Regions from separate parts of the Mus musculus genome. Here region 2 is linked to region 1. Evidence: chromatin loops called from intact Hi-C (ENCODE). Cell type or tissue: left cerebral cortex. All regions are shown on one strand. Each heading gives the region's core, and the rest is flanking DNA. Links, peaks and the distances in the headings are about the cores only.

Region 1 (16,323 bases), core at 7,948-10,447:
TGGAGCCATCTCCCTAACCCCGAACTGGGGACTCTTTAAAGAGCCCACAATAAAACATTTAAAATCTCATTACCAGGTTTAAAAATGCCATACCAGCCAGGCAGTGGTGGCGCACACCTTTAATCCCAGCACTGGGGAGGCAGAGGCAGGCGGATTTCTGAGTTCGAGGCCAGCCTGGTCTACAGAGTGAGTTCCAGGACAGCCAGGGCTACACAGAGAAACCCTGTCTCTAAAAACCAAAAAAAAAAAAAAAAAAAAAAAAAAAAAGCCATACCTTCTGTGAGCCTGGCTTTTCCTCCTGTGGGCTGGCACAACACAGTTGAACAACCCACACAAAGAACCACAGTCTGTGCATGGCTGAAAACTGTAGTAATCTTGTAGCAACCTAGAAAGGGAAGGAAGGGGAACCATACATTAAAAACTTGAAAAGCAGATGAAAACACAGCCCCAGCTCTTCATTTTTCTTGATAGCATGTAAAGTACTTGTCATTTATATATTAAGTGATGTTTTAACAGAACTTAAGTTTAACAGAATTTCCTGTAAATTCTGTAAACAATAATTATTCTAGAAGTCACTTGTTTTTTTTAAGGTGAAACATTAAATTTAGTATTCCAGAACCGTTAACATTTCAGCATGTAACAGACATGTCATCTGTTTCAAGTTATAGCTTCAGTGTAGTGTTTTACTCTTAAATTCTGTTTCCATTTCCACATGTTAAGTACTAAACAGACACATATGGTATAGCAAACACATCAGACAGCAGTTTGAGAATGAAGAATCAACATATATTTTATTTGCATTGCAAAAAAGAAAATTCATCATCTTAATGATCATCTTAAGTTAAAGACTTAAGTCAACGTATCCTTTACCTGGCTCCCATATGTTTCTACAAAGGTTTGAGTATGTTTCTTTAAAATGACCCTTATGACAATTCTGTAATGTCATTTCTAGTCAACAGTGGATCCTGACTTATTAAAGTGTGAATCTTTCCTGAAACGTCCTTTAGGACAGGGAAATTTGAAATTTTATACCTGGACATTTCACATCCATGAAGTAAGAATTTGGGCTCTGAACCAGCCGTTTCTTCTTATGTTTTTTCTTCTCCTCCTCCAAGGAAGGGTGTAACAGATCTCTAGCCAGCTGTGGAAGGAAACATATTGTTACTACTGGAGTCACAGTACACGGGTGGCAGCCCGAATCACACGAGGAACGCAAAGCAGGAGCAACAGGCACACTCCGCAGAGGGGGTACTTAAGACCCTAACTTTTCAAGATAGGACCACTTTCACCCACACGTTGCCAGTCCTTTCCTGGCACTTTACAGCGCTCGGGCAGCATATGGGAGAGAGAACCCCTTTGTCGTTTGGCTGGGTAGCCATCAAAGCTAAGTAAAAACCAGCGTCTGGCTCGGGCCTCCCCGAAGCCGCAGCGCAGCAGATCAGAACAAGGCCGGGATGACCTCAGCCCCGGGGCTCCACATCCAATGGCCAGCACAGGGCTGCGGCATGCTCGCCCGGGGTGGAGTGAACGTGTCGGAAGCTGCGAGGCCCGTTAGTGACCCTGAAGCCCATGGTGAGCTGGGAGCTGCACCCCACGGGCTGGCCACTCACGCGAGCCCGGACAGGGCCCGCCACGCCATGCCGCGCCGTGTCGCCCGGACAAGTCTCAACAAGCCCGCCATGCCTCGGCCCGCAGGAGCAAGAGACGCCGCGGGCTTAGCCGCCTGCCGAGGCGCCAGACTAACAGAAAGCCTGAAGGAAAGCAAGCCCGAGCCCAAAGTCAAAAACTTACGGGCATGGTGACGGCTCCGCAAGCGCGGCCGCTCCAGGTCGCCGAGACGAACTGCTCGCTTTCGAGCGCCCCTCAGCAACTTCCGGGATAGAGGCGGCGGGGAGGAGTGGAGAGGAGTGGAGGCGGGGGCGACCGCTCTAGGCTCCCGTCTCAGTGGTACGGCTCCCGCCCTGACCGCCGGGCCAAGTCCAATGAGGGACATTTAAATGGCTTCTGCGTTAAACTCCGACTCCGCCCTGCACCCAGGCCGGGCTTCGGAGGCCCGGGCATTAGGCATTAGAGGGAAACCAGACCCGAGGCTGCAACTAGCCTGGTCTCCCCTGTTCATTGTGCGGGGCAGCGGACAGGGGGACACACGGAACAATAATCTTTGTTCTTCGCTGTATTACAAACACCATAGGCGAGCCTGGGAGGGGGCTGGCTCAGCGCTTAAGAGTGTGTGTTGGTTAAGACTGTGTACTGCTCCCGCAGACGATCTGGGTTTGGTTTTCAGAACCGAGCTGGGCGGTTCGAAACTGCCTCAAACTCAACTCCAGGGAGATCTGCAGGTCTTTTCTGATCTCTATGGCACTGCACTCCCTATGCGCGCGCGCGCACACACACACTCATAATTAAATTTAAAAATCTGATTTTGGGGTTGGAGGTGTAGCTCAGCTAATAGCATGCTTGCCTTGCCTTCATGAAGCCTTAGGTTAAATCCCTAACACCACTAAATAAATAATTTTTAACTAGAAAGATCCCACTGACGGGTTGTGAAACAAACTTCTAGTCTTGTGTCTGTGCCTTCTAAGGAGTGAGACTTGAAGTTCTGCACCGGATAGGCTTCACCTCCGGTTTGCTTTGCTCTGAAATAGTTTTTTAAACAAATCCCATTTGCTGCTGTGTTTGATATGCCTCTGTCTCAGAAAACGTGGTAGGTGGCACCTAAGAAAGAAACCTGATATTGACCCCCTGGCTTAAACACACACACATACACCATTTATAAGCTTGACCCTAAGACTGTCCTACCAATTTGGGGAAAAAAAAAAGATGTATAATACTCAATTTGCATAAAGCAGAAGAAAATTAAAACACCGCATTCCCTCATGGAGGAGTGCTCACCCAGTAAGTAAGAAACCCCGAGTTTGATTTCCAGCACTGGATACATCTAGGGGTATGGGGCACACTTATTATAATCCAGCACTTGGGGTTTAGGCAGGAGGGTTGGAAATTCAAGATCATCTTCAGCCATATGGGGCCATCTCTGGAACACCAAAAATGAATAAACTGTAAGTCAATACTAAATATGGTGATATAGATAACTATGTAAATTATTATGTGTGTACGGGGAAAATAATGGTCCTAGAAGTTCCAATGTCTCAATGTCCATGGTCTGTGGTTACTTGACGAGTACAGTTAAGGCTGCAGTCTGCATGAGATGCCTGCCCTAGTCTCTGCCATTTGAACACTTGAGACCCAGTTGGTGCGGTTTAGGCTTAGGAGGCTTAGGAGGTGTGGCCTCATTGCAGAAAATATGTCCCTAGAAGCCAGCTCTGAGGTGTTAAAAGAGTTACATTCCCAGTTTGCTCTCTGCCTCACGCTTGTCCTTTAAAATGTGACTCTCAGCTTGCTGCTCCCGTTGCCATGCCTACCTGGTGCCACACATCCGTGTTATGATGGTGATGGATTCTTACTGTTCTGGAACCATAAACCTAAATAAACCTTTCCATCTAGAAGTTGCCTTGGCCATGAAGTTTCTTCACCATAATAGGGTGGGGGTGGGGATGGCGGTGGGGGTTGGCGGTGTTTGTTTTGGTTTTGATTTTTGGAGATAGGGTCTTGCTATATAGCCTCAGATAGCCTCAAACTCCTGATTCTACTGCCTTAGTGTCCAGCATGCTGGGATGCAGGTGTGTGCTAACACCACAGCAGACATTGCTACTGACGTTGAAGATGGAGGAAGGAGACATCGAGTCAAGGAATGTGGGAGGTTGGTACAAGCAGCAAACCAAGGGAGTGAATCTCCATAAAGAATCTGCTCTTGGGCTGGTGAGATGGCTCAGTGGGTAAGAGCACCTGACTGCTCTTCCAGGCTGCTCTTCCGAAGGTCCGGAGTTCAAATCCCAGCAACCACATGGTGGCTCACAACCATCCGTAACAAGATCTGACTCCCTCTTCTGGAGTGTCTGAAGACAGCTACAGTGTACTTACATATAAAAAAATAAATCTTTAAAAAAAAAAAAAAAGAATCTGCTCTCCTCCACGCTGCTCAGTTTCAACCCAGTGAGATCTGGGTCAAACTTTCAAAACACAGAACTTTACCATTATGCATTTGTATTGTTTTAAACCACTATATTTATGGTAATGTCTTACAGAAATAATAGCTGAATGAAGGAAGACCTGGGAACTGGTCTTAACTTTCACTGTTTTCTTCCCTTACTGCTACTTTTCACAACTAAACAACATATAAAGAACCTTTTTATAGATAAGGCCTTGGCTATATCAGGATTTAAACCGTGGGACCTGTGAGATGGCTCAGAGGGCAAGGTGCTTGCCACCAAGCTGGTAACCTGAGTTTGATTCAGGGAACTCATGTGTTGGATTCCCTAGAGCTGTCCTCTGACTTTAATAAACATGCATGCAGTGTTGGCACACATGATAAATAGTGTTTAGAACATGTGTTTAATTTCAGATTGTGAGGCAAGAAGAAGAATTAGGATTTTCTGCCAGATGGTGGTGGATAAGTTATTTCTCCATTGAAATGAGTCAATTCAAGTCAGATTAGAATATATAAAGGTAGGTTTATTGGGAAGCAGCTTACTGGTCCTAAAGAATTAGGCCAGGGAAGGTGTGTGTATGTGTGTGTATGAGAGAGAGGGAGGGGGTGGGGGGAGAGAGAGAGACTGAGGGATGCTGGGAGAACCTGAAGGCCAGGTCCATTTTGGTATGTTAAATGCACCTCAGCTGTTTTTCTTGGATCTGAATTTCAACGGTGGTGGTACCTTTCTTTAATCCCAGCATTCAGAAGACAGAGGCAGGCGGATCTTGTAGCCTGGTCTACAGAGCAAGTTCCAGGATAGCCAGAACTACACAAAGAAACCCTATCTTGAAAAGCCTCTCAAAAAATTATTAAACATTAGGGTTCTCTAAAAGGATAGAGCTGAGAGAGAGGTGGGGAAAGAAGGAGAAGAAGAGGAGAAAAGGAAGGGAAGAGGAGGAAAATGGGGGTGGGGGAAGGGAGAGGGACAGAGAGCAGGGAGTGGCTGGATAGTCCATCAATGACTGTCGTCATGCTAGAGAAACTGAGAACCCAGTGGCTTCCCGGTTCAGGAAGCTCACTGCCTTAACAGTCACAATCTGGAAAGTCTGGAAGTTCCCTGGAGAGTCCAATGTACTAAGTCTAACTTAAAAGGCCAAGGATTCTAGAGTCTGTCAGACAATGACGGCAGCATGGCCATACCCACTCAGAAGGAAAGTGGCATATGGCCACAGCCTCCATCTCGCTTCTCTTTTTATCCAGGCTGGAGCCTGCTGGAAGGTGCAATTAAGGGTGGAACCTGCAACCCTACCCAGTCAACATCACACATGGCAGTCCTCTGTGGGCAGTCCCCCAGCGCACTCCCCACCCACCCCCACAGTGCATTTCTTCAGTCCTTGCCCAGTCTTAATCTAGTCAGTTAACAATGTCAACCCTGCCCCTGGAACCCCAGAGTGTGACAGGCCTGAGGCTCTCCCTGTTCTATGCTTGAAATGTACAGGAGGATGCTAACCATTGTTAGGGCTTAGCCATTCAGGCCTTTGCACTCTGCAGACCAGCAGCATCCCATCAACTTACTAACCATTTAGAAACAGAGACTCTTAGGGCAGTTTCGAGGATCTTCAGAGCCAGAATCTGAATCTCATCACATTCCAGAGATGTGTGTAAACATCCCCAAATAAGAAGCCTTAACTAGACTTACAGAATTCTTTGTTCTACGTATGGCGCAGAGGGTGTGACTTAGGGCCAGGCACATGCTGAACACATGCTCCCTGAGCCACACTGCCAGCCACACACTGCCTCTTTCTGGAGTCTTTTTTACCTTAAAAGTGGGAATGTCAGATTTTTGCTACTCCAGGGACAAGAATATTTCTCTTGATGGGAGCAAGAGATCATCCACCTTCCCCTGCAAGGGGCATCTGCTTCTCATGCCAGCGAGTCCTGCCCTCCTGTACCATAGGATGCTGGACATTAATAGGACATTAGAAGCATCAAAGCAGCGGCACCGGACAATTAAATGAGAGATCCCGTGACTGTCTTTAAACACCTCTCCAGGTGATTTCTATGTGCAGCTAGGGGTGAGAAGCACTGCTGTGAGTTTTCAGGACACAAACAGATCCTCATCCAAAACAAGTGGCACTTGATGTTGGACTTTCCAACCTCAAGAACAGTGAGTGGTCTTTTTTCTTTTTTTCAAGTACTTCTATAGTTCTTCTTATATTGTCTTTATATATTATTATTATTGGTTATTTCATTTATTTACATTTTAAATGTTATCCCCCTTCCCAGTTTCCCCTCAGAAAACTCCCTATCCCATCCCCCCTCCTCCCTGCTTCTATGAGGGAGTTCCCCCTCCCCCCCCACATTCTCACCTCACCACCCTAGCATTCCCCTATGCTGGGGCATCAGGCCTCCACAGGCTCAAAAGATTTTCCAACATATAGCAAGGACACATGCTCCACTATGTTCATAGCAGCCTTATTTATAAGAGCCAGAAGTTCAGTACCCCTCTTTTAAATGTTATATATAAATAAACTCAGCCAGATGTGATGGGTGTGGCTGTAATTCCAGCATTTGGGAATCAGTGGCAGAATTACTGAAAGGGTTCCAGGCCAGCCTGGGCTACAAAGTGAGACCCAGTCTTAATAAACAAACAAATGGAACTTTAGTAGCCAGATGAGATCTCCTAGAATCTAGCCTGCCAGCCTTCCAGGGTCAAGTCTCTGGCCTTCTCCTCATCTCCCCTGCCATCTCTGCCTGCAAACCTTCTGTCTGCCCAAGCCACCAGGGAAGAAACAGAGCTACTTACTTTGAGTCATAGGAAGGCACTCTCTCCAAGCTTCTGGTGATCCTGCAGCCCATAGGAAAGATGCTCTGAGGTCAGCATAAACGAATGGCTGGAACCTCTCCCTTTTGTGGACTCTTATTGCCTACATTAATCACTTTTTAATAACCACTGCTGTCCCATGCATACTTTGTCTGTATTCTTTCGCTTAAAATTCCACATGCCACTCAAAGGTCAGGGTTTGTTCGTTCCTCAGATGCTAGAAATGAGCTGCGAAAGCCTGCCACTTGACACAGCTGACTCGATGGCTGCTCTTTGTGGACTAGCTGTGTGGTTCAGCTAGAATCCTTCTAGTTTCAACTTTTCTGGATCTTTCCTGGTGAATGCCATTTATTATTCCTCCCTTAATTTTTTGGATGAAGAAAAAAAAAAACCCAAAGACCTCTGAATTCTGGGTAGTCTTCAGTTAATTCACTTCTAGAACCGGGAGAATAAGCTGTACTTGTTTGGGGATTGATGACAACACAATGAATGTGGCTTCTTCTCTTGGGAAGTGTGCATAAGCGAAATAAATGGAATTCTTTCCGATTTTCCCTTAGCTAAAAGCTGATCAAAAGGCTGTAGCTAAAGGGCTCAAAGTGTTAAGTAGAATGAATGGTGCTTTCATTATTTACAACGAAAAACTCCACTATTAATGGAATGTCTGTAACATACAGAGGGCAGATAATGTAAACCCCTCTCTTGGGAGCATGGAGACTTAACTGAAAGCTGTTTTCTTGACTATAAAATGAAGTGTGTGTGTGTGTGTGTGTGTGTGTGTGTACAGGTATGCATATATGTGTGGGTGCACATAAGTATGTGCACATATGTGTGCCTGTGTGTACAATGTATATGCACATGTGTGTACATGTGTGTAAAATGTATATGCACATACATGTGCATGTGTGTACAAGCCAGAGGTCAAACTGTGTAAGTTCCTCAGCAGCTGTCCATCTAGTTTGTTGAGACAGTGTCTTTTTACTGGGTCAGTTGGGATGCCTGGCTGCAGAGCTCTGGGGATCCTCCTGTCTCCCCAGTTCTGGGCTTACAAGCCTACACACCATGCCTGGCTTTTTATGTGGGTGCTGGGGATCATAGGTTCTCATGCTTAAGTGACACGAATTTTGCCCACTGTCACCTCAGTCCCCTAAAATAAAAATAATTTCATAAAGTGTCTCATCAGATGAAACAGTGCATAGTGTAAGCGTTTAATAAATGCTAACTACAATTCATTGTGCTAGTTGACTTTTGAGAGAGAGAGAGAGAGAAAGAGAGAGAGTCTCTACATAGCCCTGGCAGTCCTAAAACTCACTCTGTAGACCAGGGTGGCATGGAACTCACAGAGATCCATCTGCTTTTGCCTCCTGAGTCCTGGGAATAAAGGCATGTGCTACCACCCCAAATGCTTGTCAATAGTTGAAAAACTAGTTGGGGAACTGGTAAGATGGTTCAGTGCGTAAAAGTACTTGTGATGGAAACCTGACAACCCGAGTTTATGGACTGGAAGGTAGAAGGAGAGGAGCAACTCCACAAAGTTGTCCTCTGACCTCCACAAGCATGTGCATGTGCATGTGCACACATTCACACACACAAATACATACATACATACATACATACATACATACATACAACAACAACAACAAATAAAAATAAATTTAAAATTAAGATCTCAGCTTGAGCTGGACCTCCTGGTGGTACAGGCTTATATCTCAGCCACTTGAGAGACCAAGGCATAAGAATTGTAAGCTCAAAGTTGCATGGGATACCGAGTGAATTCAAGGCCAGCCCGAGTGATCAGAGACCCTATCTCATAACTAATTTCTTGTTCTTTTTCAGGGCTAGAGCTATACCTTGTGACACAGTGCTTGTCTAGTGTGCATGAAGCTGGGGCTCAGTCCCAGTACTGAAGAAGGAAGAAGTGACTTAGGCCTCTACATCTTATGTTGTTGATCCAATGTCTTTACATTAGCTCCACCTTAAGTAACGTGAATATTTCCCATCTGTATAAAGAACGCATTTCATCAAAAGAAAAGAGACTGTCCTTTCAAGTTCCAGTAGGTGGCGCAAGGAGCTACTTGTCCTACATGTGCTGGCCAAGAGAGAGGTAGGTCATCTTTGTTTCAGGAGACTTCCCCATCTGCCTGGTTTGTGCTAATGACTCCACACATAGCTATGTAATTTCCTTCAGACACAGTCAATGGGTACCATCGGTTTTCCTGAAGAAGGTATACAGTGTATTAGACAATTGATCATGAGTTTATTTACCCTTAGTATCTTCTCCTAAATATTGCATTCATCTGAAACTAGTTAACTGAATTAAAATTACTTAAATTCCTCTTACACAAAAATGTCTCTACATGAAGCATGGGTCCTAAACATGTCAAATTATGATGATGTCTTGTTCAAGTACCCAGTAGAGGCCTGTTGTTATGAATGAGGGCAGCTGAGCAGGCTTTGTATAATGTATAATCTCAAGCAATGGCATTTGGCAAATGAGTTTGTGGCATGCAAGGTCTATGTGTGCTGGTCCATAGTTTTTTCTCATTTCTGTTGTGTAAATAATCCCATCGTGCTGATATCGAACTATTGAAGGCCAGAGAGGTTCCCTGGAGCAGGAGTTACAGATGGTTGTGAGCTACCAGACATGGGTGCTGGGAACCAAATCTGGTTCTCTACAAGAGCAGCAAGCGCTCCTTAACTGATAAGGCCATCCCTCCAGCCTCAGAGGACTGGTTTTGAAGGATAGAAGAAGCCTGGTTAGGGATGAAAGCCTAACCATCAAGAAGCAAGCTCTGTGACCGGGAACTGGGACTCGCTCTTGTCATCAAAGCAGAAGACAAGAAGTCAATTCACAGTAGCTTGTGTCCCTGAACTACTGTAATAGGGTACCTCAGAGCATTTAGCTAGACACAGGACTTACCTTTGAATCTGGGGCAGGGCCATACCTGCATGTCAGAGTCAGAGTCCCTGAACTCGGCCTGATCAATTGTTGGAGAAGCTGGATAGGATTTGGATGTTCCTGATGGCTGGTGTCTGTCTGTTTGTTTGTTTGTTTGTTTGTTTGTTTGTTTCTGAAAGATACATGATCAGTGTCATCTGGAGGTACAGTGGAGGTACAGATTGCCCTATAGAAAAATCCCAGGCTAGACAAAACCCTGAGTGTAGCATCATAATCCCACCCACTTCCCTACTTCACAAGAAAATATACCAGGAAATGACTAGATGAAGAGAGAGCATCGTTCCATAATTTTTTACCTCTAATCTTACCATCAGGAATTACCTGTGTGCCTGCCACTGTCAGGCATCGTGACAAAAACCCCAGGGTGGGCATCAAGCCAGGCCAGCGTGATGCAGCAGATCCCTGGCTTAGCCCCTCTCCTTGCCCGCCTATGGGCTTAGCTCTGGCTTGTTGAGTTTCAAGTAAACGAGACTTCTCACACTTGCCCTGAGCCGAAAGTGAGCTGAGCACTGGCCATGTGCCAGGGCCAAGCCCCATGGGAGTGGGAACAGAATCCTGAGAGGCCGGCCACTGGGAATGAAGACGGCTATCCTCTGGCTGCCTCCCTTACCCTCCCAGGGCAACCTAGTTTCTCATCTCTTCTCCCAGATACTTTGGTTTCTTCTTTCCACAGCCCACTTGCTCTCGCTTCCCTGTGCACGCACTGAATAAGGCCTCACCTCCCTTTTATATGCTGTCCTACTTCTGAGGCCAACTGTGGCTGACCAGAGTTCTCTGTCCCAATTCCAAATGTGGCAGAGAGAGAATCATTGTCTCAGTGTGGCTCTACAGTGTCTGCCCCAACCATCTGTGGCCAGGGCAGCAGAGATACTTGAGGTGATAGTAGCTCCTGTAGAGGGGCCTGGGGAAAGGAGGCATAGGTCAATGGAACCCCACAGGGTACTACTCCTTCCTAAGCATTGTCACGACTTCCCGTGGCACTGAAATCCTCTCTAGACTGTCCATTGCTGTTCTGTCTTCTCCCTGAAACATGGGATGTTAATTGAATATAGTTTGTTTGTTTGTTTGTTATAAGACATTCTCTCACTGTGAAGCTTTGGCTGGCTTGAAGCTTGCTATGTAGATGAGATCAGACTCATAGAGATCCATCAGCTCTGTCTCCAAGTACTGGGGTTAAAGGCTTGTGCCACCATACCCATTGGTCATAGTTTCTTATAGAAAACATTTTCTCCATAATCTCAGGGGGAAAGATGTCAACAACTTGAGGCCATAATGATGTCTGTGGTCCATGCAGCTGCTGGGACCCATGTCTGGGTCTGCAGCGGGGATTGGGGAGGGGTGTTGATGTCTGTGGCCCGTGTTATCACTGAAAGCCATGCAGATGTCCATGGACTGGGCTGCTCCTGGGGACTGTATGGGTATCCATGGCATGCACTGCCACCAGAGACCATGCTGAGGTCTGTGGCGTGTGCTGACACTGGAGGCCAGGTGGATGTGTGTGGTCTGTGCTCCAGCTGACTGTGAAGGACAAGGAAACTTCTACTGCAGTGGTATCGACGACTGCAGACGCACAGTTGAAAAAAGGGAGACACAGAAGGCTTCTGGGACAACTCCTGTCCCTTAATAAAAGGAACAACCTATACAGGAAGCCACTAAAGAGAAGTCATAAAAATTGTGATAAGGATGATGGTGTACAGTCCCTCACAGTTGATGGCTAATGGTGGGGGGCTCAGTAGGGGGAAGGATTCGTTTTTCTTGAAGGGGCTGGCCACAGGGAGTTTGAACATGCTCCAGTGACTATATGGACAACACAAAATGGACTTTTTTCTTTTTTTTAATCTTTAGGTTTGAGGGGATGGGCAGAAGGTCACTGGGGTAGAGGGAAGACCTGGAAAACTGGGAAGCAAAAGTGATCAGGGAACATTATGTGATATTCCCAAATAATCGATACAAATATTATGTTTAAAAATCTCTACAAAAAAAAAAAAAAAAAACAGGCTGTGCTCATGTGGAATAATCAAATCTGGAGGTGAAGCATGGAAGGAAGAAAGTGTTGAAATGACAATGGCAGGCATGCTAAGAACTCAGTTGACAAGATCTAAGTGTTCCCAGGAGCAGGTTCTACAACCTACAAAATGAATATGCACAAAACCCAAGCGATTCATTTGCAAAAAGCCTTTTAACACAGGGCTATCATGAATATGTGAGAATTGGTTCAATCGTACTTCAAGGAACCAAATAATAAAATCTGAAATTAGGGGTGAGAGGCAGAAAACCTAGAGGTCCTGATCCCAGTGGATTCCTGCCCCAGGTATAAGACAGCATTAAAGGAGCTATGGGCCAGGTTTTTAAAACCTGTTTCTAGGTTTGAAAAGCAACTGAGACTCCTTTCCCTATAATCTGTAATTAATGATGACAAGAGGAGGAGGGGTGAGGAGGAAGAGGAGGCAGAGGGAGAGAAACAGGCAGAAAGATTTCCTATGCAATTGTTTTGTGTTAGATACTATGCTAAGTTCTTCACATGGACTGTCTCATTAGACACTTTATTTTGAGACAAGGTCTTATGAAGCCTAAGACAGATTTTTACCACTGGCAAAATATCCAGAAGAAAGGTCCTCAGAAGAGGAAAGGCTTATTTCAACTCCTGGCTTTAGCGGTATCAGTTCATGGCCAGTTGACTCCATTGCTTTTATGCTGGTGTTGAGACAGACCACCATGGTGGTGGCAGAGTATGACAGAGAAGGAGGCTCACCTCATGGCAGCCAAGAAGCAGAGAAGGTCAAAAGGGGCCTGGGGACCAGATACAACTTTTGAGAGCATGCGTAGTGTACCATTTGCTTTTCTCTTGCTGTGATAAAACACCATAACCCAAAATCAAACTTAAGGGAGAAAGAATTTCTTCTGGCTTATGGTTCCAGTGGAGTAAGTTTTCATCATGACTATCAGGCAGAGCAGTGAGATCAGGAAGCTGAGTGCTCCCATCTTCATCAAATACAAAGCAGGGAGTAAACAGGAAGCACAGTCAGGGTTTAAACTCTCAAAGCTCCCTTCCAGTGATGTAGCTCCTCCAGCCTTGCCATCAACTAGGAACCAAACATTCACATGCTGGACCCATATGGGACATTTCTCAGTGACCTACTTACTCCAACATGGCCCCACCAGCTACCAGCCTATTCATCTAGGAACTCATCAATGGATGGGATGGACCCATTGATGAAGCGTGTGCTCTTGTGTTCCAGTCACCTCTCGGTTGCATCGCCAACTGGGGCCCGACACACAGCATGTGACTCTCTGAAGATATTTATTATCCTAACCCCAAAATCCAATAAATGTGTGGAAGTTACAACGTACTGCTGCAGATATTGTTAGATGAATTGTGGGGGAGAGGTAACATTCTCATTATGGTCAAAGGAATGAGCAGTTCCCAGGGTGACTCAAATGGACCAGCATGACTTCTGGTAAACCAGATAGCTCTGTCCCTATGAGTTCCACTGAATGCGATCCCCATAAGACACAGGAGTAGTCCCCCGAGGGCCCTGATCCTTGTTGCCTGTGTTCAGTACACAATTGACCCAGACAAAAATACTATCAACGTGAGCTGCCAACCGGAACAAGCCAGAAGACTACTTGCCAGGGAGATCAATGGAGATCACTTTGTCTACCAGTCTGATGCTTTCGATCTCCGGGAGCTTTCCAGAATAGCCTGGAGTCTAAATGGATGCACACTGTTCTTTTGGGTTGTGAAAAACAGCTATCACCTGCCACTAGCTGGACCCAGTGGATCTTGGTGCTGCCTGCCAACCAGACACGTGAGACGTGCACTGGTTTCGTGTTTGTGCCTCTCTATTACCAAGCCTGCTTTCTGTCCGGGGAAATGCACCCCTGCGAACAGGATTTGAAGGCTTAGCTGTGGCAGCCATAAGCGGGATGCACTCCAAATGTAGCCGACTTGGAGTGAAATAACACTACTGCTCCTTTTCGTTTATGAACAACTTTACATCACAAAGCCCATCCCAATCATCATTAATTAAACCTGCCACTCGTCGCCCTCTGAAGCAGGGCTGAATCAGTCTGCTCATTTCACAGCTGACAAAGCAGATAGAAAGGCCCAGGGATTTGCTGAAGTGAAGTGGGGTTTAGTCCAGGAAACCTGGCCCCATTCCTCCTCTCATTCATCCTGATTTGCCGAGAAGAGGCCTGTAGAATGTTCGATGCTTAAGTCCAAGCAGCTTAAAGAACTCGGCTGGGGAGAGGAGCTTGGGGTAGCAGCAGCAGGGCAGCCCAGAGCATCAGTGTGGACCTTGAACTGCCTGAAAACAGGCATGTCATATTTTTAGTGGTTCTCAGTGAATTATAAATACATAATCCTCTGAGTTTCTCCTGCTGGGACAGAAACAGGGTGTTAGGACCCCATGACAAAGTGATCTGCCACCTACCAACACTTTAATATCATTACCAGACCCTCTTAGTTGTCTCGCTGTGTCTGTGGGTTTTACATCTGCAGATACAACTGGCACATTTAGAGACACTTGGAAAAAGCAGTGCCTATACTGAACGTGCAGAGACTTCTTTCGTGCCATTGCTCCTTAACAATAGACTAGGAGGACACGCATAAGTAATCTAGAGATGACTGAATGTTCACAAGAGACAGTGATAGGAAAATTCTGTGCTATTTTATATGAGAGACTTGAGTATCCATAGTTTTTGGAATCTGAAAGGGTTCCAGGAACTGATTTCCCCACAGATCCCAAGAGATGGTGTAGTGGTTTGAATATGTTTGGACCAGTGAGTGTCACTGTTTGGAGGTGTGGCCTTGGGGTAGGTGTGCCACTGTGGGCATGGGCTTTAAGACCCTCTTCCTAGCTGCCTGGAAGCCAGTATTCTGCTTGCAGCCTTCATATGAAAATGTAGAACTCTTAGCTGCTCCTGCACCATACCTGTCTGGATGCTGCCATGTTCCTGTCTTGATGATAATAGACCGAATCTCTGAACCTGTAAGCCAGCCCCAACTAAAAGTTATCCTTATAAGAGTTGCCTTGGTCATGGTGTCGTCTGTTCACAGCAGTAACACTCCAACTAAGACAGATGGCTATACACTAAAACTCAGACTCCGCTGGGAACATAGCTCAGTTGATCGAGTGCTTGACTGATATGTACAAAGCCATATATTAGTTCAATCCCCAGCACTACATGAACTGGGATCATGTTGTAATCCTAGCACTTGGGAGGTGGAGACAGGACAGCCAGGAGCTCAAGGCTATCCTTGGCTACACGGGGAGTTTGAGGTCAGCCTGGATTAAGTGAGGCCCTATCTCCTAAATGAATGAATGAATGAATGAATGAATGAATAAATAAATAAATAAAATGAATGACTAAGCTCTCGTAACCAAGACTTTTAAGACAAGGGTTAATAAATGGGCGAACACAGAGAACCACAGGCTGAAGTGATGGCTCAGTGGACAAAGCACTTGCCTCACAGGTGTGAGGATCAAGTTTGATCTGTAGAGCCCACATAGGAAGCTGGGTACTGTAGTGCACACTTATGATCCTAGAGATGGAGTGGCGGGAGACGGAGGCAGGCAGATCTCTGGCACTCACTGTCCAGCCAGCCTGGCTTACTTGGCAAAGTTCCAGGCCAGTGAGAAACCCTGTCTCAAACAGAATGTGGAGGGCACCCATGGACTGACCCTGGAGCTTGTCTTCTGAGCTCCATGTGCACACGCACACACAGGTGCACCCACATCCATATACAACAAACAGAAAAATACAATTTTTAAATGTCAGAAAAGAAAATACAAAGAATACAACAGTAGTGGCTGGAAGATAGGACCTATCTACAGACTCACTGTTTTTCTGAATCTGTGTGTTTCAATGTCAAATATAGAAATGAACCTATGTACTAGTACATATAGAACTCTACATTATAGGGCAAGTGTCTGAAATGAAGGGTCTAAAAGTCCGAGTTTGGGCTGGTGAGATGGCTCAACAGGTAAGAGCACCCGACTGCTCTTCTGAAGGTCCTGAGTTCAAATCCCGGCAACCACATGGTGGCTCACAACCATCCGTAACGAGATCTGACTCCCTCTTCTGGTGTGTCTGAAGACAGCTACAGTGTACTTACATATAATAATAAATAAATAAATAAATCTTTAAAAAAAAAAAAAATAAAAGTCCGAGTTTTTAGGCATTAATTAGAATTCATGGTCTTCCACCAAAAATACATCAAGGAGACTGTTTATGGATAAGCAATACTATTAGTATTGCTGTGTATTAGTACCATAATTTAAATCTGTTAATAAAACCAAATCAAAAGATTATAATTTCTAATTAATACAAACATTTTTATCTTTGTGTGCTTAATATATGCTAGACACTATCTTAATCATTTAAGATACAATGTGAATCTAATTCACCCACTCAAGAAATTTAAATAATTCATCTCTAATAATGTTTCATCAGGATGATCATTTTACAGGATTTAAGATGCCAGTATAGGAAATTATCCTGGGCATG
Region 2 (16,323 bases), core at 5,636-8,135, 74 kb after region 1:
TTGTAGACCAAGGTGACCTCAAACTCAGAAATCCGCCTGCCTCTGCCTCCCAAGTGCTGGGACTAAAGGCGTGTGCCACCATGCCTGGCTCACAGCAGCAGTTCTTAACCTGTAGGTCTTAACCCCTTTGGGGGTCAAATGATCCTTTCTTAGGGGTCACCTAAGACCATTGGAAAACACAGATATTTGCATTATGATTCATAACAGTAGCAACTTTACAGTTATGAAGTAGCAATGAAAATAATTTTATGGTTGCAGTCACCACAACACAGGAACTGAATTAAGGGGCCGCAGAGTGGAAGGTTGAAAACCACTGCACCTATAGGCTCACAGGCCCTCTATATTGAACAGGGGTGATAGGCCTGCTTGTCTGCAGCTAAGTCTTTTTAAGTACCTTTCATTACTAAAACTTGGCTTGGCTTTCCTAAATGTGGTGAATGGATATCTCCCTTCATATTTGTTTTCCAAACCTCTAATGTTTGCTTTAAATTTCTATTATTTATCTTTTATTTTGTATGTATGTGTGGGTCAGATGTCAGTGTTAGGTGTTTTCCTCTGTCACTTTTGACTATTTTTTGAAGCATATGTCTCAACAAACCTGTAGCTTATTGTTTTGGCTATGCTGCTTGGCCCAAGAAGAACACACCCACCCCAGAGCATCCCTGACCCCACAATGCTGGGGTCATAGTGCCACATCTAATGTTTAGTTTTGTTTTTTAACATGTATTTGAGGTCCTCATGCTTGACTAGTAAGCACTTATCCTCTGAGCCATCACCCCAGCCATGATTTACTTTCAAAAAAATCATGTTTGTTTGCTTGTTTTTTTCTGAGACAAGGTCTCAGTATGTAGCCCTGGCTGTCCTGGAACTCACTAAGTAGACTAGGCTGACCTCAAATTCACAGAGATCTGCCTGCCTCTGCCTCCTAAGTGCTGGGATGAAAGGCGCGTACTACCACATCCAGTTTTCAAAGATGCTTTTTAAAAAAAAAATGTAAATGAAAAGAGTTGGAGAGACGACTCGGCAGTTAAGAGCATTTTCTGTTCTTCTAGAGGACCCTAGTTCAGTTCCCAGTATCCTCATAGAGCAGATAACAACTGCCTGTAATTGCAGCTCCAGGGGATCTGACACCCTCTTTTAGCCTCTATAAATACCCACACACCTGTGCATACCACACACATGTACACATACCTTCACAGGCAGCACAGATAGACACATAAATAAAAATAAAGAAATCGTACATGTACATGAAAGTATTGCTAATACAAAATACTCCTATATCCATGTACCTATTACTTGATTTTAAAAATAATAAATTAAAGGGCTGGAGAGATGGCTCAGCAGGTAGGAGCACATACTGATCGTTGAGAGGATCTGAGTTCAGTTCTTAGCACCTATCTCAGGTAGTTCACAACTGTCTTAAGTCCATCCCCAGGGGAATACCACAGCTCTGGCCTCCATAAGCACTTGCACTGATGTGCATATAGGTGTACACACACACACAATTGAAAGATAAATCTTTTTTAAAAATTAGTGAGTTAAAAATAGAATCAACCCCTTGTGAATCCTTACTCCCTTCATTTCTTTCCAGAAGTAATAGTTATCCTTAATTTGTTACCAACCATTCTCATGCATGTTTTTATGCTTTATTATATTTTATTATTTTATGTGTATGCTATTTTACCTGTACCTGTATCTGTGCGTCTTCTGTATCAGTGCTCATGGTAGCCAGAAGAGGGCATTGGATCCCCTGAGTCTAGAGTTACAGACAGTTGTGAGCTGACATGTGGGTGCTGGGAATTGAACCCCCAGGTCCTCTAGAAAAGCAACCATTGCTCTTAACTGCTGAGCCATCATATTTATGGAGATATTTTACAGTTTAATTATCCTCTGGCGTAAGTATAAATGATACTACTTCACACATGGATGTACTACGTGCTAATGAAACAGACTTTTTTGTAGTGGTTTTAGAGAATTCCAGTAATAATTTGACTGTATTTCTGAACTTATTTTTTTTCCAGTTAATGTTATGTTAAATTCAGCCCTGTTGACAGGTGTGTTGACAGGTGTGTTGACAGGTGTGTTGACAGGTGTGGCATAGCTAAGTGCCTCAGTGCAGTCACTCTTTGAATAACAAGAGTGTATTCTTGGTGTTCTCTCCTGGTGGTAGGCATCTCAGATGTTGCCCTTTAGTGAATAGGCATCACAGGCCTGGGCTTCTTGTTCATGTCTCTTGGGGCAGTCCTTTGTTTGCTTGTTTGTTTGTTTGTTTGTTTGTTTGAGACAGGGTTCCCCTGTATAAGCTCAGACTGTCCAGGAACTCACTGTTTAGACCAGGCTGGCCTCTAACTAACAGATCTGCCTGCCTCTGCCTCCTGAGTGCTAGGATTGAAGATGTGCAGCATCATGTTGGGCTGCAGTTGTGATCTTAAAATGTAAACAATTTAATCTTTAATCCATCATGCATGAGTCTTTATGACTGATGAAATTCCCACATTTATCTGGGCCCATTTTCTTAGCCATGAGAACAAACCTGTGCTCTCCAGGATTCTTGCCAGGCCTGTGATTCTGTGGTTCTATTTCCTCTCCTGCCTTTTATAGTGAATAGCACGAATCAATTGTGAGCTGCCATTTCTATGAGAATCATTCAGAAAAAAAATGTCAAAATGAAAATGGCTTTGAGTCCCTTGGGAGTGTTTTTTTTTTTTTTTTTTTTACAGTTTGTTTCTTATGTTGTTGGAATAGATAAATACTAATGGGGAAGCCAAGTCAGTTTAAGACTATGAAAAAGAAAAATTGTAGTGGGTATATTTGAGCAGTGCAGCCTCGACCGGGGAGTCTGGTCTCCCAAGGTAGATGATGGTTTGGATTGCCAGCTGGATGAGCCTCCACGTTGCTATGAAGTAACTCATGAAGTGTTCTCAAGTCAGGGCAACACAAAGCTATCATTTTGAACATGAATTATTATATTATTCATTGCCAAAAGCTGATGCTCTTTAAAAGTCTATTGAAATCGGATGACTCTTTTGACCTTAAACATAGCTAAGCTCCTTCAGAAAGCTATGCTTTTTAGAGATGTAATAGCCCTCTTCAATCTTACTCTTTTTCAAAATGTTTATTTATTTTATCTGTGTGTAAAGGTGTTTTGCCCACACACCTCACAGAAACCTGTACTGTGGTTGTTGATGCTGGCATTTGTGGCAGCTCCTCCCCCTCCTCTCCACAGCTCCTTTGGGGAATTAGAACAGGCCAGGAGGGCTGGAGGACTGTCCTGGCTGTCACCATCACAGTTTAGCAGAGGTGGCATCAGAGTCTTGGATTGCCCATATCTTGCCTATGTATTTTCTGTTTCTTGATTAAGCAGTGGTTGAAGTGAACGTCAGAGAAGTACAGCTGGCACCAGTCAGTGGAGTGGACTGATATGCGTGTCGGCAGCATGACTCTGGTCATGGCTTACCCACGTCACACAGATGCAAATATGAAATTGTATTAATGATACAAATTTGAATATTATAAAAGATATGATTTATGCCAAGCAGGCTTTCCACTCTTGAGCTATTTATAGTAGCCCTGTGTACCGGGGAAGTAACTCAGCTTCATTATTGCAAGGATGGGCCTTAACCTGAATCTTGGGGTGAATTAGTTCAATCTTGGTAAGTCCCAAGGCAGTGGTTACTGCAGGAAGTAGGACTTAGCCCACCAGAGCATGATGTTCCAATGACAAGTCCTTGAGAAATAAGACAGGGGGCTGGAGAGAGAACTTATTAGTAAAGTTCCAAGTACAGGGACTTGAGTTTAATCCTATGTTTAAAAAAAAAAAAAAAAGCTGAATGTTGAGCTCCACATGCTTGGAAGGTGGGATTCTGGGGCTCCCTGGCCAGCCAGCCTCGCTTTCCTCTCCAGGCCAGTAAGAGAGAGGCTGGTGAGATGCTTCGATGGATAAAAGTGTTTACTGCAAAACCTGTCAACCTGAGTTCAGTCTCTGAGACTCAGGCAGCGGAAGGGGTGACCAGATTCCCACAAGTTGTCCTCTGATTCCCACTGTGGCATGCCCTACCTTCAATAAATAAATACAGGGATTTTTAAAGAGGTGACTCATGCCAGAGGATCTGCATTTTAGGCTGAACTCTGATCTTTTCACACACACACACACACACACACACACACACACACACTGATGTGCACCCACTCTATACATGAATACACATAAAATAAAGAGCTATTACTGGCATTTTTATTAATGTTACAGTTTTTCTCTTACCTAGCTAGTTTCCAAATACTTGAGACTGTTCTATTATATTTATTTACAGCTTTAAGGCACAGTAACTGAGCAGTACTACTTTATATTACTTTATTTTAATCCTCTAAGCTACTGTGGCTACCTCCCAGCCAAAGTTCCTGAGATACTTGCATTTTCTGCCTATCTCTGCTGTTTTCTCATGGTGTTTCCTAGACCCTCTCCTTGTAGCTGAATTCCTATTTCCTCTCTATCCTGCCCTCTTTAACTGGGAAGAAGTCCTGTTCTAGTCTCTCCCCTGCTCAGTTATTGGGTGATCAGCTAGCTTTATTGACCAATCAGAGAATAATTGGGGAACAAAAAACACAACATCAAGACGGGAGATTCTCAGAGTAAGGATTGCAGTCACATTTGGGGGCACCGAACACAGCATTTGAATCATACAAGGATAATCTTTACATTATGCCTCCAGAGGGGAGAGATGAAGGAAGGAAAAAAGAAAGGAAGAGTCATGAAGACAAGGGCATCATAAAAGGGAATAGGTAGCTGGACTGTTCTCTTCTCATCTTGCTTTTGTTGTCAGGAGCTGACATTAGTCAGAGGATAAACTGGAACCTTTAGAAAGGCAGAGATGAGGGAGGTACAGAGGAAAGAGCTGGGACCCCTGGACTGAGGGTCTCTGAACATGTCTCTGCTGGGCTTACTCTCTGAGTTAGCAGCTACATTAAGCTAATTGGAGTTGAAGTCTGTTACTTGTAGTTCAGAGTATCCTAACCAATATAATTCTATCGTAATTACTCTCTTGTCTCAGAAAAGGAAATATTAAAGTGAATGTTGGTTTTCTGCATTTCTATTGGTATTATTGTCAAGCTAATTATAAATATCTTCATTTTTAGGGGGAGAGATTTTATATCACTGTAACTATTATGAGAACACGCATGCTTGTCTGTGTTTGGGTGTGCATACATGTGTGTGCACTTGTCAGTAATATTAATACCCTTCGTTTCTAGTGAAAGATCCTGATTGTGTTTCCACGTTAGCTAACCAACTATACTCTGCAGCTAAAGCAATGCCAAATACCACCATTCACAAAGAAGTTGTTCTCTGACCTCCACTTCTGCTATGGAGATAGCTTGTTCCCACGCATATGTAAGGAAAGAAAGAAAAACAAGCTTTAAACAAATTAAATTTAATAGTGTTTATGAGCCCAGAATGATTCATGAGTCAGGTGGACCCCAGAATAGGATAGGTTCAGTGATGCTCCAGGGCTACCACACGGCTGGATAGCAGTTACAGGTCAGGGCAAATGAGATAGGGAGAAAGAAGCCCTCTTAACTACAACTTGGCATTTGCCTTATTTTGAACCTGGTTTGACTAAAGCTTGGCTGATGGGATTGACTGAGACCATTTTTTCCTTATAAGGCAAATCACTGAGGTAGCCTAGTGCTGAGTGAAGTTGGATTTTCCTGTCTCTGGAGCATCTGAGAATGGAGGCTTTCTCAAGCCACATTTGGTTGGGGTTAAGGAGGTCAAGCACATTTCACAGATCCACTGTCTCTCCATTTTGAAGCACGCACGCACCTCAGTGCTGGGTGATGTCTTCCTGATTTGTGAGGTACTCAGCAGAACTTGCAAATCTGAAGTCTCACTTCTCACCCTCCAGTCCTCCTCGCCACTCCTATTAGTGGGTTTTATTTCTGTGATGTGGCTCACTAGTTAAGAGCACACACTCTTCCAGGGGACTTGGGTTCTTTCCTTTCTTTTCTTGTTTTCTTGTTTTCTTTTCTTGTTGTTTTTGTTTGTTTGTTTGTTTGTTTGTTTCTGAGACAGGGTCTCTCTACATATAGCCCTGGCTCTCCAGGAACTCATCATGTAGACCAGGCTGGCCTTGAACTCAGAGGTTCACCTGCCTCAGCCTCCCAAGTGCCATAACATTTTTGAATGTTAGTTTTAGGAAACACTTACTGAATGCCTACTGAGTGTTAGGCATTGTTCTTTATGTGGGAGCTAGAAAGAGCTAAAGACTGGAAGAAGGATTTTTTGTTTTGTTTTAATTTATTGTACACTTGAGCTTTATGTGGCGTGCGCACACACACACACACACACACACACACACACACACACACACACCATGTCCATGTATGGACGTCAAAGGGCAGCTTTAAGGAATTCTCTCTTCCACTGTGGGATCCCGGATTGAACTCAGGCTGCCAAGTACTTTTTTTTTTTTTAACCAATTTGAGTCACATTGCCTGGCAAAAGAGGATCTCTATGGGTCATTGTTATACTGGATTTGGGGGTATTTTAAAAAGTCAAATGACAATAAAGACTGGTGTCTACACCTGAAACAAGTGAGGGCAGACACAGGTGCTATGGGATGCTTGCAGCACTAGTCACACTACTAAGTTTTGCTTACAGTTCCAACTGCTCCTGCAAAGCCAACTACCAGAGAGGAGGAAACAGGAGGCGTGTAACCTGGGAACACTGGTATCAGATTGTATTGCTCACAGTCCAGGGCCATTAGTGAGAGAGGAGAATGATTAAGAGGCTAGTTTGTTAGATCGGCTTGGGTGGGATTTTTGTGTGTTTCCAAATGCAGAAAGCTAAGAAGGCTCCCGCATGGAAAAGTACCACAGAGGGAAGAGGGTGAAATCCAGTTGGTTTATGCATATGCATTACTGAAAGCAGGAGCTGGGAAACGGTCCTTTTGGGTGCTTTCCACCTCCCTGTGAAGAAATATTATACATGGCTGCATGATACCCCTCCACACTCCAAATGCTGCAGTTACTGTTCAAGACCATTTATAGGACACAGTTTATAAATGTTCTTGAAAAGTATTGGAAACTGAGTTTAGTGTAAAAGGTAAAAGAGTGGGAAAAAAAACTAAATACAGCTGAGTGGCCAGAGGAGGGCGATTTAGTGCATTGCTGCCCAGTTGTATTTATCTCTGATCCCTACAGAAGCCCTTCCTCGTTCCTGGGGCTGGGGCTATAGCTCAGTTGGTAGAGTGCTTGCCTGTAGAAAGTCCTTGCTTCCCTGGCACTGCATAAACAGGGGTGGTGGAGTGGTGGTGCATGTGTGCAGTTTCAGCACTGGGAAGGGAGAGGCAGAAAAGTCAATTCAGGGTCATCTTCAGCTCCACAGTGACCTGAAACCAGCTTTAGCTAATGACACCTTGTCTCAAAAGTAAAAATGAAAATAAAGCCTGCTTCCCAATTAATGATAAAGCATGCTACTGAGACAAGGACTGTGCACTGCTGTGTGGTAGAGTCCTAAGTAAGTTTTGATTGTCACGGCTTGCGGATGCATAGGTGAAGAGATGTCCAACTTTTGAAGTGCCAAAGTCCTAAATGCTTTCCCTTTCTTGTCACCCTTTGGGCTTGCTGGGCTTTGGATTCAGTTTCAAATTACTCAGGGAGCTTTGAAAATCACCAGCTAACCAGACTAACCAGCTAAGTCAGTCTCAGGATTAGGGAGGAGGAAGGCCTAGTCAAGAGAGTTGTTGTTGTTGTTCTCTCTGGAATTCCAAAATGTGGCCAGGGCTAAAAAGCATTTTAGCCATTTCAGTTCTAGGCAGTAACTCTCAGGGAACATTAATTGAGATGTATATGGAGTCCCTGCTAACTGTATAAAATAGAATCAGCTTTCCCTCCCTGGACATCAAATGGGCAGAGTCTCATTTTCTTTTTCCTAAGTGGGCAGGTTCTAACAAAATAAATGAAGGGAGGGGAAGAAAATTGTTTTAAAGAGTCTCTACAGTCTTCTGTAGGGAAGGTTGGGGCACTAGGACTGAAAATATTGTGTGTATGTATTTCAGGAAGGAGAAAATATGTTATGTTCTCAGTCCTTCTGAATTATGTAACTCTGAAGGATGTGGTCCATTTGTGCCCAAATAATGAGGCCTGTAATCCTGCACTTCACATGTGTGGGAATGCTTTGCAGAGTGACTAGCATTCCTTTCTCCAGCCTGAATTCAGAGGAAACATGCCATTCACACCCTCTGTGCGCTCACATTTTCCAGTGCGTTGGAGAGCTTTTTTTTTTTTTCAATAGAAATCTTTGTTCCCTCCCTAATAAGACTTGGATTGAATTTAAGGAACTTAGCATATCCTTTTTTGTTTTCTGGCAGGAATTGATTTTAAAATCAGAACGATAGAACTCGACGGAAAGAAAATTAAACTTCAGATATGGTAAGTTAAGAAAAAAAAAAAATGAAGGCCTGTGGAATATCTCCTGGAATTGGAAGTCTAAGGTTAAAATGTGACTCAAGACATTAGAAACATCATCCAGGCATTCAGACCTTTCCTTTGGAAAACCAGAGTGGGAAGGAAGTCCAGAGCCCGTCTGTTCTAAGCTCTGGACAAGAAAAAAACCAAAAAAACGGATTCTCAAAAGCATACACTCCTTCATTGTAGTCACAGCTGTGACTCAGACACAGCAAAATGGTACAGACCCTGGGCTGAAAGTCAGGCCTGGGTCTGAAAGTCAAGCCACAGCCTTGTAAATTGAGGACTTTGGGGAAAGTACTTGCTTTTATGTCCATCCCTAACACAGTGTCACAGAACGTGTGAGACACTGCATTTATGAAGAGAGATGCTTTGCTTGGGCTCCCAGTTGGACCTAGATTAGGTGAGACCATTGGTTTGGGTCTCTGATGAGGGGCTGGGTGGCAGTGGCAGGGAGTGCTTGGCAGAGCATGGGGAAGGGCCCAGGGCCCTACAATCCACTTGAAGAACATGCTCCCAATGACCTCAGGACTTCCCACTCAGCCCAGCCCCCAAAGATTCCACTGCCCCGAAGACCAGGCCTTTAAGACCTGCAGGAGAAACTTCTCCAAACCATTGCACCTTCTCAGGCTCTGCCTTTTTTTCACTTATAAATGAGCCTGGATTGATGAGATTGAAGGTTCGATAGCTCTGTTATTTTATAATTTATCAAGTAGGGCCTATTTAATGGAGAAATAAGGAAAAAATAAGTACTGTGAGTTTTAAAAAATATTTAAACATTTTGGATACCAAATGTATCCAAGGTATTTGGCATACCCTCTATGCCCACCCTAAGCAGTTCTCCAAACGATACTATGTAGGCGTTCCATGACTTAACTCAATTCTGGCACTGTTCACTTAGAGATAGCATCAGCTATCAAAAGTCGAGGGCACAATCCCACAGACTGCCATATACTACGGATATGGATGCTACTTGCAAGCAGTAAGTTGTCACCTGTTACTGCCATTCACACCCCCTGTTCCATCACAGAACTCAGAGAAACACATTCAACCTTAAAGGTTTTTTTAATTATATTTGTGTGTGTGTGTATATGTGTGTGTGTGTGTAAGTGTGTGCATGTATATGCTGTTTCTAAATCAGTAATGTATTTGAGTCAAGGAAATATGATTAATCCATTCAAAGGTGCTTGGTTTCTCTGTTCCTCCTTGTTGCTGAGCACAAAATAAGTTCGTCACATTTCTAATGCTGATAGGGAAGAGAATAACAAGATCTGGGTTTGGTGTGAGTCTCATCCTGGTGCCCAACAGCTGAGACCTGCACTGTTTGAGTCTCACTCAAGGCTGAGAGCTGTTTAGTGGCAAAGATGAGGCCATAGTTCTCCTGAGCCTGCTGCATCTTTTACAGAGTAAAGATGATAATATCACCCACTTCACTCTGGGCTGTGGAGGCATCATGTTTGGAAGTATTTTATAAAGTAGATATAAATATGAAGATAATTGCTGTTTAATTGGCTATATTTCCTTGAACCTTTATCCTTTGGTGGGGTTTACTGTATATTAGATCTTTAATATAGTTCCACAAATCTCTCTGTTCTTTGCAATTAAATTGTATAATTTAGTTTATTTTAGTATCACAGGAAGTGAATTAGTTCCGGCTATAAATGGAAAATTAAAACAAATGACTTTCTCCCAATATCAAGGAGATTCTTCTGTGTGATTGAAGCTATGAATTTAATTAGAAATGCCCGTATTTCTTGGAGTGTGTCAGTGTGAAGCACACATGTGCTCCCCCTCACAAAGCCCTGGATTAATGCCAGAGACTGAACCTAGGGCCTTGCTAGGCCAGTGCCCTACTATTGAGCCACACTCCCATCCTAGAATCCTGCATATTTTAACGGTATGCCCTCAGCTCAAAAAGGAAGGGTAGCTGAAAGATTGTGTAATTCCAAGATGTTTATGTTTATTCTTTAGAAACTTGGAGAATGATGTTGGACTCCAGGTTCCTCTGTAATTAACTGCAGGCTGTGCTCTGAAAGTGCTCTAGAAGAGACATAGTTTGTTCTGCTCTGCTGAGCAGAATACATGTAGTCATTCAGCAGTGTGCTTTGTACTGAAATCACCCATGCAGTCAAGAAAGCAAAATGGCTCTCTAATGTAGCACTTATAGATAGGTTATCGCTGCCTCTGGGAGTCCAAGAATTTAGAGCCATTCTGCCTCCTCCCATAGCCCAGTTCCTAGTGGGATCTCATTGCTGCTTTTATAACAAGTCCGAGTTTTTCATCCAAGTCTTTGTGAGTTCTGACAGGCTCCTGTGGCCACTGCTGCCTCCAGCTCTCAAGGCACGATGTGCCATCTTTGTGTGCGTTCTCCTTTCCCCTGCCTCAGTAAACTGTGGGCAGATCAGAATTTTATCTGCTGTGACTCGGGTCCTTACCCGTGTGGCTGGTAACTTAAAACCATTCTTTCCTTTCTTTGTTTCACGTTTTAGGGACACGGCGGGCCAGGAAAGATTCCGAACAATTACGACAGCATACTATAGAGGAGCCATGGTGAGTGTGTTTCAAAGGTTCTAACCTTTCAGGTGAAAATAAAACAGGGAAACAGGGCTATTCATTGCCTGTCTATGGATATGAAGCTTGAGCCTAGGACCACTGCATTCAGCATGGCCGTCTTGGTCCTGGAAACCTGATGGTGCAAATGAGGGAATGAAGGAAGGACAGACATACAGACACACCAACAGAAAAGCTGGGAGCGGTGACTCTTGCTTACTTTGATAGAGCAGCACTTACACAGGACATTCAGAGCACTGATTATGGACGGAAGACTGGGGCTAGCTTGTCTTGGTGGGAGCATTACAAGAGCAGTTCAGGCAGTAAACATCTGGATGAGGAAGCTGCCGTCTCCATTCATGCTTCCTAGACACTCAGTCAACATTCACACACAGACCAGAGAAAGGCTTTGCCAGGTGCCTGCGCCCAACCTGGGGGAGGCTTGCCCATTTCCTGAGCCTGATCCAGGGTAGACTTTGCTAATTCCCGTGAGCCCAAGGCATTGGTGTCCTTATCAATAATACCTATTCAGCCAGGACTTCATCTGATTGTTATAAACTCCCCTCCCTGCATCGTAAACTGAAGGAAAATACATTTTTTAAATGTAAAAACAAGAGGGTTTGTTTTTTGGTTTTTGGTTTTTTGTTTTGTTTTGTTTTGTTTTGTTTTCGAGACAGGGTTTCTCTGTGTAGCCCTAACAAGAGATTTTAAAGAATTAAAAAAAAAAACAAAAACTGTATTTGGTTTTTAGAAGTTATATTTTGCTATTAGTCTTTATAATAAGTAATTAAGCCATTAGCTCTTAGCTATTCTAGAACTCCTCTACTTTCAGCTGAGCTATTTCTACATTTTTGTGGTCTCTTTTCCTTTTATGAGCACTTGAGAGCAGTCTTAGAAGACCCAAGACCCTGAAACTGAGTGTCCCTTTCCTGTTCCCTTGTGTCCCTCGGCACTGTAGCCATGTCAGCCTGCATCCTCTCTAGCCCCACTACCTGGCCTTGCATGCGGCTTGTCTCTCTGGAGTCCCCTTGACTGGCGAGGAGTGGCTGAGTAATAACTCTAGAGGACCTTGGCTGCCAGAGCCCTCTTGGCTACCCCTGGCCATGTCCTTTTTGTCATAGCTCTGTTACATGACTGTTTTCTGTCCTTACGTGCTTCTCAAATGCACTTAGAGTGCCTATTGGCTCTGGGCGGGACTTAACATGCTGCTGGGAGCTCAGTGGTGGACAAGCAACTGGGAATCAGAGGCATGTGAGCCATGCCTGAGCTGTGAGGCCCACATCAGAACTTCAGTGTGAGCTAGCTTTTAGGTCCTAGTCTAGCTTAGTGGTAGAATGTGTCTTTAACATTCCTGATGTTAAATCTCTAGCACCAAAAAACAAATAAATTAAGTAGGCATAAGCCAAGCCCAAGTTTGAGCCTTGAATTTTGATGATGAAGCCTGATATGGTCTGACAGTCTATGAAAGCTAAACCATTAAGCTCATGGGGCCCATGGCAGGTTGTAGGGTACAGCTGTTGTGACTCTGATAGTCCTAGGAGTGCTAGGGTAACAGAGTTGAAGGGGTACAAGGTTATCCTTTGCATCCAGGAGGATGTGACCAAGGTCTACAGGTCTTTCCACTGTCATTCTATCACCCCCCTCGTCCCCCACTTACCCTTGTCCACTATTATTTGAGTATCAGTAATTTCTCCCTTTCACACAAGATTGAAGCTCCCTTTTAACACTAGCATACCACTAGCCACTTAGTGTGTTCTCCACACTTGGCCTTGTGATACTATCTGAGTTAAGGTTTCTATTACTGCAAGAAAGATGGTGACCTAGGGTAACTTGGGAAGGAAAGCATTTGTTTTGCCTTATAACTTGTAGACCTGTTATGCAGGGAAGCTGGGGCTGGAACTCAAGGCCATGGAGAAGTTCTGTTTCCTTGCTTTTTACTCATGGCACGCTCAGTTTGCTTTCTTATCTACCTCAGGACTGCCTCCCCACCTCCCAGTGGGCAGAACCCTCCCATATCAATCTTCAATAAGAAGATGCTCTGCAGGCCTTCCCTATAGGCTGATCTTCTGAGATTCTTAGAGGATCTTCAATCGAGATTCCCTCCTCTCAGATGGCTCTAGCATATGTCAAGTTGACCAAAAAAATAAAACAAACTTGCCAGAATAGATAACTTCAGATTGTAAAGAGTTTTCGTTGTCATAAAGACATTGGTTGCTGCTCTCTTATTTTGCTTAGATTCGGAATCAGAAGATAGGGACTTCCTGTGGGTTCCAGGGAATACATTTGTTGATGTTTGTTTCTTTTGGGGAAAATGAAAAAGAACATTTTAACAGGTAAAGTTTGGTATAGCCCACAGGTAACTTTGATTAGAAGTATTTTAGACACACTAGTGTTTCTGTTGGTCAGTGTTTTCTATTGTGGGGCTAGGCAGTCATGCCGTTCCCATGCTCCCTTCCCTTGAGAGTAGGCAGGAACACTACCTTGGGAGCAGGAGTCTCCCTTGGCTGTCTAGCTCTATCTAGTTCATGGTATGAAGAAATAGGCCAGTGGGATGTGTTACTTAATTTAGACTCAGGATTACCTGGCTTTCTCATGTTCCTATGCCTCATCTTCCTTCCTATTCATATGGTTACGATCATTGCTCTACAGGACAGTATCGGCTTTCCATTCTGAAGGTAGGGCCCGTGCTTCACTTTTCTCTTGTGTTTTGCTGTATACAGTGTTAGTTCCTGACATAGTAGATACCCAGTAAATACGTGCTGACAGTATGAATCGGTGGAAGCGTCTCCAGGAAATGCTTGCTGAAGCCTTGGGTCTCTCAGGCTGTCTGTGTCAGTGAGCTGTAGGGCTATTGTGTTTGCATGGAGAATGCTGTTCCCAGCAGGTGGTGGTCATGGCAAGCTCTATCTAGGTGGTTGAATTAGGCATGTGACATTCTTGCCACTATGTAGATTTCTTGGTTTCATTTTAAACATGTCAGAAACTTTACAGGCTTTCCCATGTTCCTACTACCTTTACAGTAAACCTTGATTGGACAATTAGGCTGCAAGGGAAAGAGGGCCATGCCATTACATCATTGTTATTTCTCATAGACCAACAACCTTTTCTGAATTCTTAGGCAGCTGTTCTCACTGTAGACTATACTAGATCCATAAAGTTTAACTGGTATACTTAATTTTTATTTCTAGAAGACCCATATTAATTTTATAAACACAGGAAATAGTGAAATGGCTTTTGCTGTTGAAATCAAAGAGGCAAGTTGGTAATAAATAGCTGCTGTTTGTTGAGTCCAAGTTACATACTAGGATCTGGGTTAGGTAGCGTACAGATAACATCTCAGTAGCTCCCCAGAGCAGCCTCATGTTAAAGACTGAGAAAGCTAAAGTACTGCCTTCCAGGGTCCCCCGTTAATTGCGTAGTAGCACCTGAGCTGGAAGCTTCTAGCTTGAGAGCCTCTGCCCCTCCCACCACACTGTGTTACCAAGGGAAGAGACATTTGAGGCAGACAGGGCACATGAATCATAGAGCTTGATTAATTAGCCCAAAGGATAATAGCACTATAGAGATTACTTGGTTAATTTTAACTGTAGATATATAGCTAAATACTCTGTAGTGGTAATTATTATTTGCTTTTTCATTGTGGTAAATTATAAAAAGCATAAAACTTAAATACTTTTTCATTTTAAAATGTACACTTTTCCACTTTTAAGATTTATTTATTATTATATCAAAGTACATTGTAGCTGTCTTCAAATGCACCAGCAGAGGGTGTCAGATCCCATTACAGATGGTTGTAAGCCACCATGTGGTTGCTGGGATTTGAACTCAGGACCTTTGAAAGAACAGTTAGTGCTCTTAACCGCTGAGCCCCCTAAAAAGTTTTTCATTTAAAATTAAAAAAAAAATTGTTTACAGTGTATAGCTGAAGTGAAATGTGCATTTGAGGCAAGGAGAGGTGGGGTAGAGGAGAATCTTGCTTGTCATTTAAACAATAGCATGCCTTTACTCCCAGCACTTATGAGGCATAGGCAGGCAGGTCTCTATGAGTTGGAAGTCAGCCTAGTTTATATAGGAAGTTCAGGCCAGCCAAGGCCCATGGTCAATCAAGGCTCATAGTGACTCTGTCCCAATAAAGGGGGGGGGGGGAGGAGGAAGGAAGGAAGGCAGGCAGGCCACAATATTTTTCTCCTGGCTGTTAAAAAGTGTAGTTACGTGGTATAAAAATGCTTTAAGAATTCCAATCAATCATCCCAAATCCTACTACCATGAGAAATAATTTTTTTTGTTTTGGTGTTGTTTGTTTTTGTTTTGTTGAGAGAGGGTTTCTCTGTGTAGCTCTGGCTATATTGGAACTCACTCTGTAGACCAGATCTCTGGCCTCAAACTCAGAGATCTGCCTGCCTCTGCCTTCCCAAGTTCTGGGATTAAAAGTGTGTGCCACCACAGCCCAGCTGAGAGATAACTTAATGTTTTTTTTATTTCCTGGCTTTTTTGTCTGTGTTTTATGTGACTTGTATATATTTGGACAGTTGGAAGCCAGCTTGTGCAGGACTTTGCTGTGGAATTTAATTCTGAGAACAGTGGGGGGTACTGCAAATGTTTGAATATTGAATGACCACTGTACCTTACAGAAAAGAGGCGTTAGGAGGTTCAGAGTAAAAGCAGGAAGCAGGAAGCCTGGCTCAGCAGCTCCGGGCAAGCTAACCAAGGAGAAGCTAATAAGCCAGTGCAAGGAAAGAGGTCAGGCTCTGAGAATCCTGAGTCATGGGACCTCCAGGACCCGGGGACGGGACTCGCTATGAGGGAAAGAGCCAGGTGTTGACACAGCTGCCGGGTTTTATTGCCCTTCCCCACAAGATAGTTGAGGAAAAGCAGCAGATTGGGAGGGACTTACACTCTTCTGTTTTACTTAGGAGAATTTGTAGTGACTATAGGAAATCCCTAACAGCTGCTGTCTAGCGAGTGCTCACCTGTTTGCCTGTTTGAACCCATCTTGTCCCTCTTCCCAATAGATCTGTGCATCTTGCTAAGCTTTCTTTGAGTCAATCGAGTGTACCCTGGACCTTCAATACAGAAAGCTATTTATCCCCTCCCTCAATTTTTTTTGTGCTCACTCTCTCTCTCTCCCTCCCTCTCCTCTCTCTCTCCTCTCTCTCCTCTCTCCTCTCTCTCATGATTTGGGAGCTCAAGCCCGGAATCCTTAACTATGCTGGACAAGCACTTTGCCACTGGACCACCGCCCACTACACATTGCTGAATGGGTTGATGCTTAGTAGATGTAGCACTTAGTACTGAAAGTCCTGAGGAATG

Evidence for each region. Hi-C counts contacts between places; a loop is a spot of excess contacts. Peaks named below come from ENCODE experiments on the same cell type or tissue, not always from the same donor. Only the 100,000 strongest peaks of a DNase experiment are listed, where the experiment ranks them.
Region 2: a loop joins it to region 1, with 2.0 times the contacts of the local background. A loop is called at or near these places in 12 of 42 quality-filtered maps.

The regions. Positions count from the first base shown.
Region 1 is chr9:66,931,649-66,947,971 of GRCm38, reverse strand. It overlaps Rps27l (ribosomal protein S27-like), which reads right to left and starts at 1,886. Exons shown (of 4, transcript NM_026467.5): 1 at 1,792-1,886; 2 at 1,033-1,141; 3 at 275-385. The coding sequence starts at 1,797. In left cerebral cortex, for the core only: a CTCF peak has its summit at 8,903 (motif pointing right); DNase peaks (open chromatin) are centred at 8,907 and 10,397.
Region 2 is chr9:66,855,527-66,871,849 of GRCm38, reverse strand. It overlaps Rab8b (RAB8B, member RAS oncogene family), which reads left to right. Exons shown (of 8, transcript NM_173413.3): 2 at 8,367-8,427; 3 at 10,953-11,013. Gm40528 (a long non-coding RNA gene) reads right to left here and starts at 6,153. Exons shown (of 3, transcript XR_870875.2): 1 at 1-6,153. In left cerebral cortex, for the core only: a CTCF peak has its summit at 7,119 (motif pointing right); a DNase peak (open chromatin) is centred at 6,930; H3K27ac peaks cover 1,492 bases.